Regions from separate parts of the Mus musculus genome. Here region 1 is linked to region 2. A link is a loop called in an ENCODE intact Hi-C map of the cell type or tissue named here. Cell type or tissue: heart. All regions are shown on one strand.

Region 1 (2,500 bases), 440 kb before region 2:
AGCAAGTCGAAAAAAAAACCTAACCACCCTAGGCAATTATAGCAATCTTCCTAGCTGAGAGAGACTTCCTGTGTTGGTCTTTCTTTTAGTCTTATGCCAATGAATTGCATCCAATTCAGCACCAAACTAACTTATTACCTACCGAGAGTAAGCCTGTGTATGACTATGGTATCCGGATGAATGAAACTATCATCTCCCCAGGAATTTCGCAGCCTAAAACATCTGCATTCTGATAGTCAATTGCATGCATTAAACACCTTTGAAATTAAGGGAATCGACAATCACATCAAAACAGGGAGAAACTGTGAAGCAAATGTCTCACAGCTACTCCAGTTTAAATGTGCATCTTGAGGTGAGATAAAAATGACTAAAATTTATTATAGAAATATACAGAACTGACAAACATGAAAGAGAATTAAAGTCTGTCCGTTCTAAAATTGTTTCTGTTGACTTCCAACTTCCTCGATGTTGAATAAGTAATATTCAAATGGCAGATTGCAGCTGGGTAAGTTAAATTCATCTGAAGGCATCTGAGACTATTTTTTTAGTACAGACTATGTATGTATGTGTGTATGCACGCACATGTATGTATATGCAGGAAAATATGTGTGCGGCGTACATGTGCATGTGTACACATAGAGGCCAGAAGACAACCTCAGGTATCCTTCCTCAGGTGTTGTCCCTCTTTTATTTTTAATTTTTGGGGACAGGTCTAGGGTGAGCCACCAAATGAAACAACTTAGAGCTGACCTTTGGAAACGCTCAGGTGACGGGACTCCATAAGGAACTTGGCTCTACTGCCCCAACCCTTCAGGAGCTGACCACTGGTTAAGGGGCAAGAGAATGTCAGTTACCCACTGGCATTCATTTCTGGACCTGGAGAAATATTCCTCTAACAGTTTCTAATATCTGATTCAATATAGAACTACATAGCTAATTTAATGTTGTTGAATTAGAGATAGATTTTTATTCTATCTATATCAAATTTTGTCATTTTAAAACTCAAGAGGTTTTTCTTTAAAAAAAAAAAAAACCATTCAAATACCGTCACTAGCTCAAATCGATTAGACTAAACTGGATGGCACATTCATTATTTACCTATGTGATTGGCCAGATTCAAGAAATGTAACAAGTGTCGGGAACACAAAGACATTTTGCTGGAGAACAAGAATTTCTTCTCTTGATCCTGAGTTCACCGGTTCGGCCCAGTCTTAGATGAAGACAGTAAGGACAGCATCCCCAGGACCCTTGACAATCAGAGATGCCTGGCTGCAGGAGGCTCGCTGTAGTTTCCGGGACGCCCCATAGAGGGCGGGCCTGCAAAGGCGACGCTCCGGTGCGCGTTCCACTGAAGGCTCCCAGGCGCGCTCCCGAGCTCACGTGACCGGGTCTCGGGGTCGCGCCTGAGCGCCATGGCTGTAGCCCAGGCAGACCCGGGTTCTGACCCCGCTGGCGGCGCCCGGTTCTTCTGCACCGCGGGCCGCGGCCTGGAGCCGTTCTTGATGCGGGAGGTGCGCGCGCGGCTGGAAGCCACGCAGGTGAGTCGGGCTCACCGTGCTCGGGGGGAGCCACGCTCGCCCCGGGTCCCCTCTTGGCACCAGCGTGGGGCTCAGGCCCGGGAAGGACTTGTGAGCACCCCATCCTTGGCGTGCAGTGGGCCCCATCCGGGACCTTTGATGACTGCTGAGAGCAACCGGCTGCTCTGGTGGTTTCGTTCTTTATCCAGTATGGTCACTGTATATCTGTCACAGCCAAAGTTTTAAACAGAGGGGTGCGGAAGCCACTTTTGTCTGGGATTCCTTAAAAAGAAACTATGACATGGCAATAGCTAGAGTTAGAATCCTTCCTTTATACCTTAAATGCAGATATACTTCCCGGGCTTACTTGTTTGAGTCTTGTTACTTGACAAGCTTGGGTTTTACATTGTAGGAGGACTGTGAGACATGCCCAGTACACCCACAACACACGTGGTAAACAGAAGCTAGAACAAGAACTCTCCCCTGCTACCCGTGCGTTTCAATGAGTGACTAGTGAACAAATTCCAAACGTACCAGGATGTGCAAACTGAGTTCTTGAAAACACAGGGAAAGGATGTAATAGGATAGGTCGGGACTTTTGTGTGTGACATGTTCTTGGAAAGGGGAAGCTTGCTAAAACCAAACTAGCTGTTCGCCTCTGGGGAGCAGTGTTCGAAGCCCACAAAAGGAGTCTCTGCCACGGTGAGGATCCAGATGGAGATGGTGGAGATGCAGATGGAGATGATAGAGGTGCAGGTGCAGTGGGGAGAGTTGCCAAGACTAGCATTTAATCTAAATAAATTTAATCTAAATTAAATATCTAAATAATAACCTCCGCATTCATCAAGGATTTAAAGTTTGTTGGGTTTTTTTGTTTGTTTGTTTTGGTTTTAATTGTGTGTGTTCTCATACTAGTGAAAGCGTGAACCATCAGCTCATCTCCCTGGAGCTGGAGTAACTGGTGATTGTGGGCTGCCCTGCGT
Region 2 (2,500 bases):
CATGTGATATGAGCACAGATGCAGCACTTCTCTTACTGTATAATAAGTCTCCTTTATTCTTCAGCGAGGCAGCACTGGACTAAAACTCAGGATTTCCTGCTTTCTCTATAGGTGAAGGTTGGCAGATTCCATTAATGGGTTTCTGCCTAGTTCGTATCCCACAGGAACCTTTGGATTAGATTTGTTGCATGGCCTTTGCTTTCCATAACAAAACCCAACTAACACCTTTTCTTTTGAATTCTGGTATCTCTGGGACTGGTTCTTCTGACCTTCTGTTATTTTTTTAACCAAAGCAGTTATTTTTAAAAGGAAGCTAAACTGCGTCTGGTTTTCTCTGTAGTGTAGAGCATAGTTGTAAGGATAACTAACTGTCCCTGGATAGGAGTAAAGCATGAGTCAGTCAGACCACGGCTCCCATGGCAGCCAACTGCAGAGGCAGAAATGAGTAGCCACTGTGAACTATCTAGTACCCATGGGGCTTAGTGGGCACTTACTGTTTTTACGTGTAAGTAGCTACTTAGTAATTGTCAATTATGCTAGGAAGTAGATAAACTGTTGTTTAATTTTAGAGAAATACCGAGCTTCTTGCTTTTACATACAGTCAGGGAAGTGCATACACAAGTTGTTTTGAGTCAGCCTGGCCGCTGTGTGAGCCTAGTAGCTTGCCGCATGGCTCCCTTTGCTAATTTAGATGTGCTGCGTGCTTGACGGTGGCTTCAGACTTTCCCACCTCAGTTTCCCTCCTTGTCACTGAAATCTGTGTTCATACATTGTGCCAATTTAGAAATTTTCATGAGATTTTTTCCATCATTTCAATATAGTCATTCAGTTCTATTACCAAAAACCCCTTCCCAGCCAAGTGCAAGTGGGTGTGAGAAGGTGGCTCTGTTCTTGTGTAGCCTGGAGCCACTTGTTCTCCAGCGCTCTCTGCTGTGGGAGTGCAATGGCTCACTCAGCAGACTGAGCTGCATCTCATCTTCTCAGTTGTCAAGCCACAAAAGTCGGCCACGTGTCCTCTATGCAACTTTACAGGCTCTATAACTTGTTAGCAAAATACCTTCATTCATAGAAAGACATGAGAAAGCAATGCCGATGCAGGGCTTCCTGTAGGACTCTCACTGCAGAAGCAGAGTGTGGGAGATGGGGTGTGGCTCCCCCTGCTGTGCACAGAGCCACAGTGCATCCCCAGTACCACACCCACACAAAACCCAAAAATGTGCTGTTACCCCAGCACTCAGAGAGTGGAGGCAGGTGGATCACAATCCAAGGCCATCTTCAGCTACACAGCAAGTCTGAGGCCAGCTTGGGCCAGAGAAAATATCACACACACACACACACACACACACACACACACAAAGCCAAATGCCATGTGGATCCCGTTGGTTCTGGTAACAGGAAGTAAAACTATATGTAAACTCTCTTCCTAATTAGTTTCAAATATTAATGCCTAAAAAAAGCTGTCACATGCTTAGGAAATGTAGTTTTTACTTGTTTGTTTATGAAAGGCTTGTTCACTATATAGCCCAGGCTAATGACATGATCAGAGGCTAATGACATGATCAGAGGCGTTTGCTGCCACTGCTGGCTTATCTTCTGAGAGGATACAAAAGCCCACCATCCCCCAGAGACTGTGTTAACTTGGGAAAGCCACACACTTCTCAAATCTTGGGCCCCTTTGTACCATCACCATGCTAAGGCCTTCTTGTTGCTGGTATAGTATTTTAGGATGGAAAAGTAAACAAAAGGGTTTCCAAATATATTTATTTATTTATTTATTTATTTATAAATAGTGATACATCTTCATCTTTAATAAAGTACATGTTTTATACAGTTTTTTAAAAAGTCTTGCCCTAGCCGAGCACTGGTGGTGCATACCTTTAATCCCAGCACTCGGGAGGCAGAGGCAGGTAGATTTCTGAGTTCAAGGCCAGCCTGGTCAGTGAGTTCCAGGACAGCCAGGGCTACACAGAGAAACCCTGTCTCGAAAAACAAAACAAAACAACAAAAAAAGTATTGCTCTAAGGGACCAGCTCAAATGTCTCCTCTCTCTGACACAGTACCCATGTCTGTGTCACTCCAGTTACACCCGTGCAGTCTAGCAAACTGCTGGGGCAATAACAGGCAGTATTCTTATGGAAAGAGCTACTTTTTCCTCTGAGAAAATAATAATAGTAAGGAGGTGGCATTGTTTTCTTTTTTCATATTTTCTTTACTTTCTGCAAGATGGCTGGATTTTCATGTCTGCTACTTCATTTAATCTGTTATGTCATATAGCATATAGTTTCTAGAAAACCATGGGAGAAATGAGAGTAGAAAAAGTTATGTATTCTGCAAACAGTAGGGCCTAGCAGGCCCTCCCGTAGGCGACAGGCTTCTCCCACTGTAATTTGGGCGAGCGCTTCCCGGAGGTGTCCTTAAGAATGCAGGGGAGCAGTGCTTGGTGTGCCCAGGCCTCTCAAGTGCTTTCCACAGCCACCTGTCACTGCGGGCACTTCCCCTA

What was found. Peaks named below come from ENCODE experiments on the same cell type or tissue, not always from the same donor. Only the 100,000 strongest peaks of a DNase experiment are listed, where the experiment ranks them.
Region 1: a loop joins it to region 2, with 4 times the contacts of the local background. A loop is called at or near these places in 3 of 42 quality-filtered maps.

The regions. Positions count from the first base shown.
Region 1 is chr17:81,063,973-81,066,472 of GRCm38, reverse strand. It overlaps Thumpd2 (THUMP domain containing 2), which reads left to right and starts at 1,388. Exons shown (of 10, transcript NM_028138.1): 1 at 1,388-1,538. The coding sequence starts at 1,413. In heart, no CTCF peak of the experiment used is centred here; a DNase peak (open chromatin) is centred at 1,382; H3K4me3 peaks cover 1,176 bases; H3K27ac peaks cover 1,040 bases.
Region 2 is chr17:80,619,788-80,622,287 of GRCm38, reverse strand. The region is part of intron 16 of Map4k3 (mitogen-activated protein kinase kinase kinase kinase 3); the gene reads left to right. Among named protein-coding and RNA genes, the nearest start is that of Cdkl4, 44 kb to the right of the region's middle. In heart, a CTCF peak has its summit at 1,156 (motif pointing left); no DNase peak of the experiment used is centred here.